2 separate regions of the Homo sapiens genome follow, and region 1 is linked to region 2. Evidence: chromatin contacts called from ENCODE Hi-C or POLR2A ChIA-PET data. All regions are on one chromosome and are shown on one strand. Each heading gives the region's core, a stretch centred on a gene start or an enhancer-like site at or near the end of the contact. The rest is flanking DNA. Distances are from core to core; before and after follow the strand shown. Region 1 overlaps APBB1IP (amyloid beta precursor protein binding family B member 1 interacting protein). Region 2 overlaps APBB1IP (amyloid beta precursor protein binding family B member 1 interacting protein).

Region 1 (2,788 bases), core at 42-2,541, 42 kb after region 2:
TATATTTAGTAGAGATGGGGTTTCACCATCTTGGCCAGGCTGGTCTCGAACTCCTGACCTCAGGTGATCCAACAGCCTTGGCCTCTCAAAATGCTGGGATTACAAACATGAGCCGCTGCGCCTGGCCCCACGCCTCTCTTATTGTCCCTGGATAGCACAGAACTCTGACATATTCTTCCCACGGTCAATGGGAAGAGTACAGGCAAATGACAGAAACACACTCTGCACCTCAAGCTCTCTGCTTAGAATCCATGCATCGTCCCATCTGCCACATTCTTTTGGTCAAAGCAAGTCACATGGCCAAACCCAACGTAAGTGAAGCAAGGAAATAAGCTTCACCCATTCTGGGGGAAGTTACTGCCCAGTCACCTGACAGCGAGCAGAGAACTGGGAGCGATGGTCTGATCTTCACTCAGTGAACTGCATTAACCCCATAGCTCTAGCCTGACTGGCTGCTCACTAGTGCTCCAAAGACACCTCTGTGCCTTTGTGCATGCTTGTTCTCCTCCCTGGAAATCTATTCTTATTCTTTTTTTCCCTACCAGAACATTGAACAGCTTTCAAGGCCTCGTTCAAACTTTGACCCCCTCTGTAAAGTTTTTCTTGACCATCGCAGTCCATAGTAATTTCTTCCTTCCTGAAAATCTCTAGACTGTGGCTCATTTTGAATTTTTGTAGTCTCTTATATCTTCCCCATTGACAGATATAGAGTCATCTGTCCATCTCACTATGATCGATCTGTATTTATCTTCTCCATGTGATAGCAACCTTCTTAAGAACAGGGATTTGAGGCCAGGCATGGTGGCTCACGCCTGTAATCCCAGCACTTTGGGAGGCCGAGGCAGGTGAATCCCTTGAACTCAGGAGTTTCAAACCAGCCTGGGCAACATAGCAAGACCCCATCTCTACAAAAAATTTAAAAATTAGCTGACCATGGTGGCATGTGCCTGTAGCCCCAGCTACTTGCAAGGCTGAGGTGGGAGAATTGCTTGAACCTGGGAGGCGGAGGTTGCAGTGAACCATGATCACGCCACTGCACTCCAGCATAGGTGACAGAGTGAGATATGTCCCTCCCCAAAGAAAGAACAGGGATGTTTTACATGTATAAAGGGTACTCACAAATATTTCTTCACGAACTGATAACTGTTTGCTTGATTTACTCTTTATTCCAAGAAGATTTTTAAAAAGTATTTGCTGTTTCTTTCCTATCCAGCTGTCCCCAAATGTTGCACTCCCAGAAGCTGTGAGAAAAGAGAGCAAGCTATGACCAAGAGTCTCATTTCCCATTTTAAAGTTCCTTTATTATTCGACTCAGGTTTACCCAGTTTCCATTTGCAGGATATAATGACTAAACGTTGAGTTCTGCTCACTACTTCTACAGAACAGCCCGCATTGAGTGGGCGCCCACACCGCAGGTGGAAGTTCCGATCCGAAAGCAATCAGTCTTATTATTCTAAGAATTATTCTTATTCTAAGGACTGCCCTCCTCCAGCACAGATTTGCTTTGTGTTTTTTGCTATTTCATTAAAAGAAAAAACAAAAACAGTGTAGCATGGTCACTTAGAAGGATATTCTGAAGCTGAAAAAGTCAGAAGTATGTCAGAGAAAGTTCTCAGAGAAAGGTACAGCTATACATCCTGCCTCTTTAGGGCACCCTGGTGAAATGTGGCCCTTCACAGTTTAGACAGGTTCTTCCCTGCAGAGGGTGACAGATGCTCTGTCTTTCCCAGATAAGGATGATGACAAACACTTGCTCTGGAGTCTTTTTTTTTCTTTTAATTTTTCCTTTTTCCTGAGATGGAGTCTTGCTTTGTCACCCAAGCTGGAGTGCGGTGGGATGATCTCAGCTCACTGTAACCTCCACTTCCCAGTCTCAAGTGATTCTTCTGCCTCAGCCTCCCTAGTAGCTGGGATTACAGGCGCCCACCACCAAACCCAATTAATTTTTGTATTTTTAGTAGAGACAGGGTTTTGCCATGTTAGCCAGGCTGGTCTCGAACTGCTGACCTCAGGTGATTCACCCACCTTGGCCACCCAAAGTACTGGGATTACAGGCGTGAGCCACCGCACCCGGGTTTGGAGTCTTCATTATGCTCTCTGTTCATGCTTCCAGTTCATCATACGTGATTCAAATATCTGGCCTTCCTAAGCCAAGGTTTGCTTTCTAGCAGCACCTTGAAATCACTCTTGTATGAATGGGCGAACTCATATTGGGTCACATCTTTTGTTATTGTGGAAAAATATATGTAACATAGGACTTATCATCTTAACCATTTTTAAGTGTACCCTTCTGTGGTATTAAGTACATTCACATTGCTGTGCTAGATTCTCCCCTATGGTACTTAAAGCTTTTTTTTCTTTTTCTTTTTTTTTTTTTTTTTGAGACGAGGCCCCCACTGTGTGACCCAGGCTGGACTCAAACACCTGGGCTCAAGTGATCTTCCTGCCTCAGCCTCTGGAGTAGCTGGGACTACAGGTGCATGCCATTATGCCCGGCTCTGTACTTAAGAGTATTTTAATGCTGAGAAAAATTATTTAATAACTTGGCCAGGTATGGTGGCTCACGCATGTAATCGCAGCACTTTGGGAGGCCGAGGCGGGCAGATCACAAGGTCAGGAGATCGAGACCATCCTGGCCAACATGGTGAAACCCCGTCTCTACTAAAAATACAAAAATTAGCTGAGCGTGGTAGTGCGTGCCTGTAATCCCAGCTACTCGGGAGGCTGAGGCAGGAGAATTGCTTGAACCCAGGAGTTGGAGGTTGCAGTGAGCCGAGATCGCGCTACT
Region 2 (2,831 bases), core at 1-2,500:
AGGATATTATTTAAAGGGAATAGCATATACAAAGACAAAAAGAGTTCTAAAAAGCCTGTTCAGAAAACATCAAGGGTCCTGAGGCCAGGCCTGGTGGCTCAAGCCTGTAATCCCAGCATTTTGGGAGGTGGAGGTGCGAGGATCACTTGAGCCCAGGAGTTTGAGACCTGCCTGGGCAACATAGCAAGACCCTGTCTCTGCTAAAAATAAAATAAAATAATGTAAAAAAATATAAATAAATTAAAAAATAAAAGGCCCCGAATGGGACAAATTAGGAAGGACTTTGAAAGACACGCTGAGTGCCTGAACGCTCTCCACTTCATCATAAGCAGCCAGGGAAGATTTTTAAACAGGAGAGTGACACATTCACATTTGTATTTGCAATTTGCAGCAACGGTGGTGGTGAATATTGATGGGGAGTCTGGAAGGCTGGAGGCTGGGTGAGCTGGTGAGGTGTCAACTGTGGCTTGATAGAGAGAATGAAGGCAAGGAGAAGCCTTCTACAGGAAAAGCCAACAGATTCCTCGACCGACTAGATGGAAAAATGGGAGGAGTAAGGGACTATGCCAAGGGTTCTAAGTCAGACTGATATGTGACTAATGGCCTTTTACCAAGTTAAGGCGCATGGGAAGAGAATGCATGAAGGGGAGTAGTGAGTCGGAGCTACTTAGAGGGAAATGCCTGGGGGATGTTGAGCTGGCTGTGTTTAGGCAAGCTACTCTGACCGATGCAATAAAGGCCGCCCTCATCCAGGTCCAAAATTCCAGATTCCATGGCTGGAATTGCTGATCTTCACGGCATCCCAAACTGCATGCAAACTGAGTTAAATGTGTGAGATTAACTCTGCCGTCGATATAAACATATGTCCTGTAAACCATATGCATCACAGTACTTAGGATAAATGTTTAAAAGACATAGTTTTGAAATGTATCCAGGTGGAAAAGAGAAACGATTTAAGGATTGAAAAACTGAAGCCTAGAAATATTAAGCATTAGGGAAAATTTCCTTGTCGTTCAAGGAATCTAAGGGAAAGTTTTAGCCTGGACAAGCGGCTTCAACCACCTCACCCCTCATCTATCCAATAATAACAATAATAATCACAAAATCTAGCTGATTTTGTAGTATTTCCATTTCTTTTTCATCAACAACTTGTGGTTCTTCCCAAGACATAAAATGAACTCAGAAGTGACATACTCACAAAAAGATTCTAACTCCACCCAGTCACGATGTGAGCATGGCTTGTTTGCAATGCATTGCTTCACTGTGATAACTCCACCCCAGCTCTTTCTGGCTGCTAACCCAAATAAGACTTTTAGCTGTCAGGGCTGGGTGTTTTTTTTTTTTTCCTCTCTCTCTCTCTCTCTCTTTTAATCTTTATTTTGACCTTTGGAAAATACCACACGTACATATAGGCACAGCCCTATTTTCTTACGCTTGTGTGTGTGTACACTGTATACATGTGTATAACTCTTGTCTGTCCATTTCAATAATAAGGTTTTCTTGCAGGGAGGTCAATTATGTAATATGACTGAATTTACAGATTAATAATTTTTGTTAACAAACTGCCCTGAAGTCAAATGTCTTTTTATCTTCACCGTGGGTGCAACTGTGATCCATTCACAAGCAAGTTTACTTATGACTGTACGTTTCAGCACAATTTTGATGTTGGCTCCACTTAATAACTCAGTAACAGACTCTGGGGGAAAGGAATGAAAGGGCAGGGGAAAGGGCAGGGGGAAAGATTTTCACCAGATGAATGCAGGGAGAGGTCACGAGAACGCGCTGTTGTTTTGAGTTATTTCCATCTTAGGTGGATGATTCACTGTGGCACGTCATTAACCTGTTATATAGCAGTGGTGTGCACAGCCTGAGAAACGAAGGCCTTTGGGTTCAGTGGGTTTTTCTGACTCATCGATGTCACATTTCCAGACTTTATTTTAGTGCTTTTCCAAATTTAAGGGTTCAGGAGAATGAATCAATGGCAAGATTCTTGTTACTCAAATTATATTTGATTCCTATAAGCTTATTGTAATGCTAGTTGGCAGTTTTGAGGTCAGCAAACAAATCTATATTTATTCTTATAAAATGGATTACTCTCATAAAAAAATCTGAAATGTGTTAACACCAATAATTACTCTTAATAATAATTCATCTGAAGGATTCCTTTATTTTCTCACACTATTGTACTCAGATAGAAAGCAATTCACATGAGCAGTTCTGGAATTTTATTGTTTTTTCCATTAATTTCCCCTTATTAAAATAATAACTTAAAAACCCATGACAAGATTTTTAATACCATATTAGTTGTTTTGGGAGACAATTTGTGAAACCATGGAGATAATATCTACTTAAATACTTTCTGCCATTTTGTAGGAATTTTTTTTTTTTTTGAGAGAGTCTCGCTGTGTCACCCAGGCTGGACTTTGGTGGCACCATCATAGTTCACTGCAGCCTCGACCTCCTGGGCTCAAGCCATCATCCCGTCTCAGCCTCCCAAGTATGTGGGACTACATGCACGTGCCCCCACACCTGGCTAATTTTTTAATTTTTTGTACAGAAGTTTCTCTATGTTGCCCAGGCTGGTTTCAAACTCCTGGCCTCAAGCAATCCTCTCCCCTCGGCCTCCCAAAGTGCTGGGATAACAGGCGTGAGTCACCATGCCCAGCCTTGTAGGAAATTTAAAGAAAGGAGGATATGATTCAGATACTTTGTAAGCAACTGTGTGGGGATAAAACCCCATGGAAATGACTCCTCATGCTGACTTCCCTCATGAACCAGGGGCAGGGCCCACCTGCAGCCATCTTCCTCTCTTCTAGGTGCCATAAACACTT

Evidence for each region. Hi-C counts contacts between places; a loop is a spot of excess contacts on that map. ChIA-PET counts read pairs that join two places held with the same protein, here RNA polymerase II (POLR2A). Pooled maps may share reads with other maps.
Region 1: a loop to region 2 is called in a map with no recorded cell type, with 4 times the contacts of the local background. The contact joins two enhancer-like sites. A Hi-C loop is called at or near these places in 4 of 168 maps with a recorded cell type or tissue (B cell, Caco-2, GM12878 and 1 more), 7 of 37 single-sample maps with no recorded cell type and 6 of 50 pooled maps. POLR2A ChIA-PET finds 5 or more read pairs at or near these places in 5 of 52 experiments (CD8-positive, alpha-beta memory T cell, GM12878, activated CD4-positive, alpha-beta T cell and 2 more).

What each region holds. Positions count from the first base shown.
Region 1 is chr10:26,527,865-26,530,652 of GRCh38, forward strand. The region is part of intron 8 of APBB1IP (amyloid beta precursor protein binding family B member 1 interacting protein); the gene reads left to right. Among named protein-coding and RNA genes, the nearest start is that of LINC03028, 50 kb to the right of the region's middle. RefSeq lists a silencer at 1,601-1,650. Within about 2 kb of position 1,292, at least 2 of the 41 ENCODE cell types and tissues checked have a DNase peak (open chromatin) inside an H3K27ac peak, as active enhancers do; they include GM12878, where a contact is called at or near this core.
Region 2 is chr10:26,485,866-26,488,696 of GRCh38, forward strand. All of the region lies in intron 2 of APBB1IP (amyloid beta precursor protein binding family B member 1 interacting protein), which reads left to right. Among named protein-coding and RNA genes, the nearest start is that of APBB1IP, 49 kb to the left of the region's middle. RefSeq lists an enhancer at 1,358-1,407. Within about 2 kb of position 1,251, at least 13 of the 41 ENCODE cell types and tissues checked have a DNase peak (open chromatin) inside an H3K27ac peak, as active enhancers do; they include GM12878, where a contact is called at or near this core.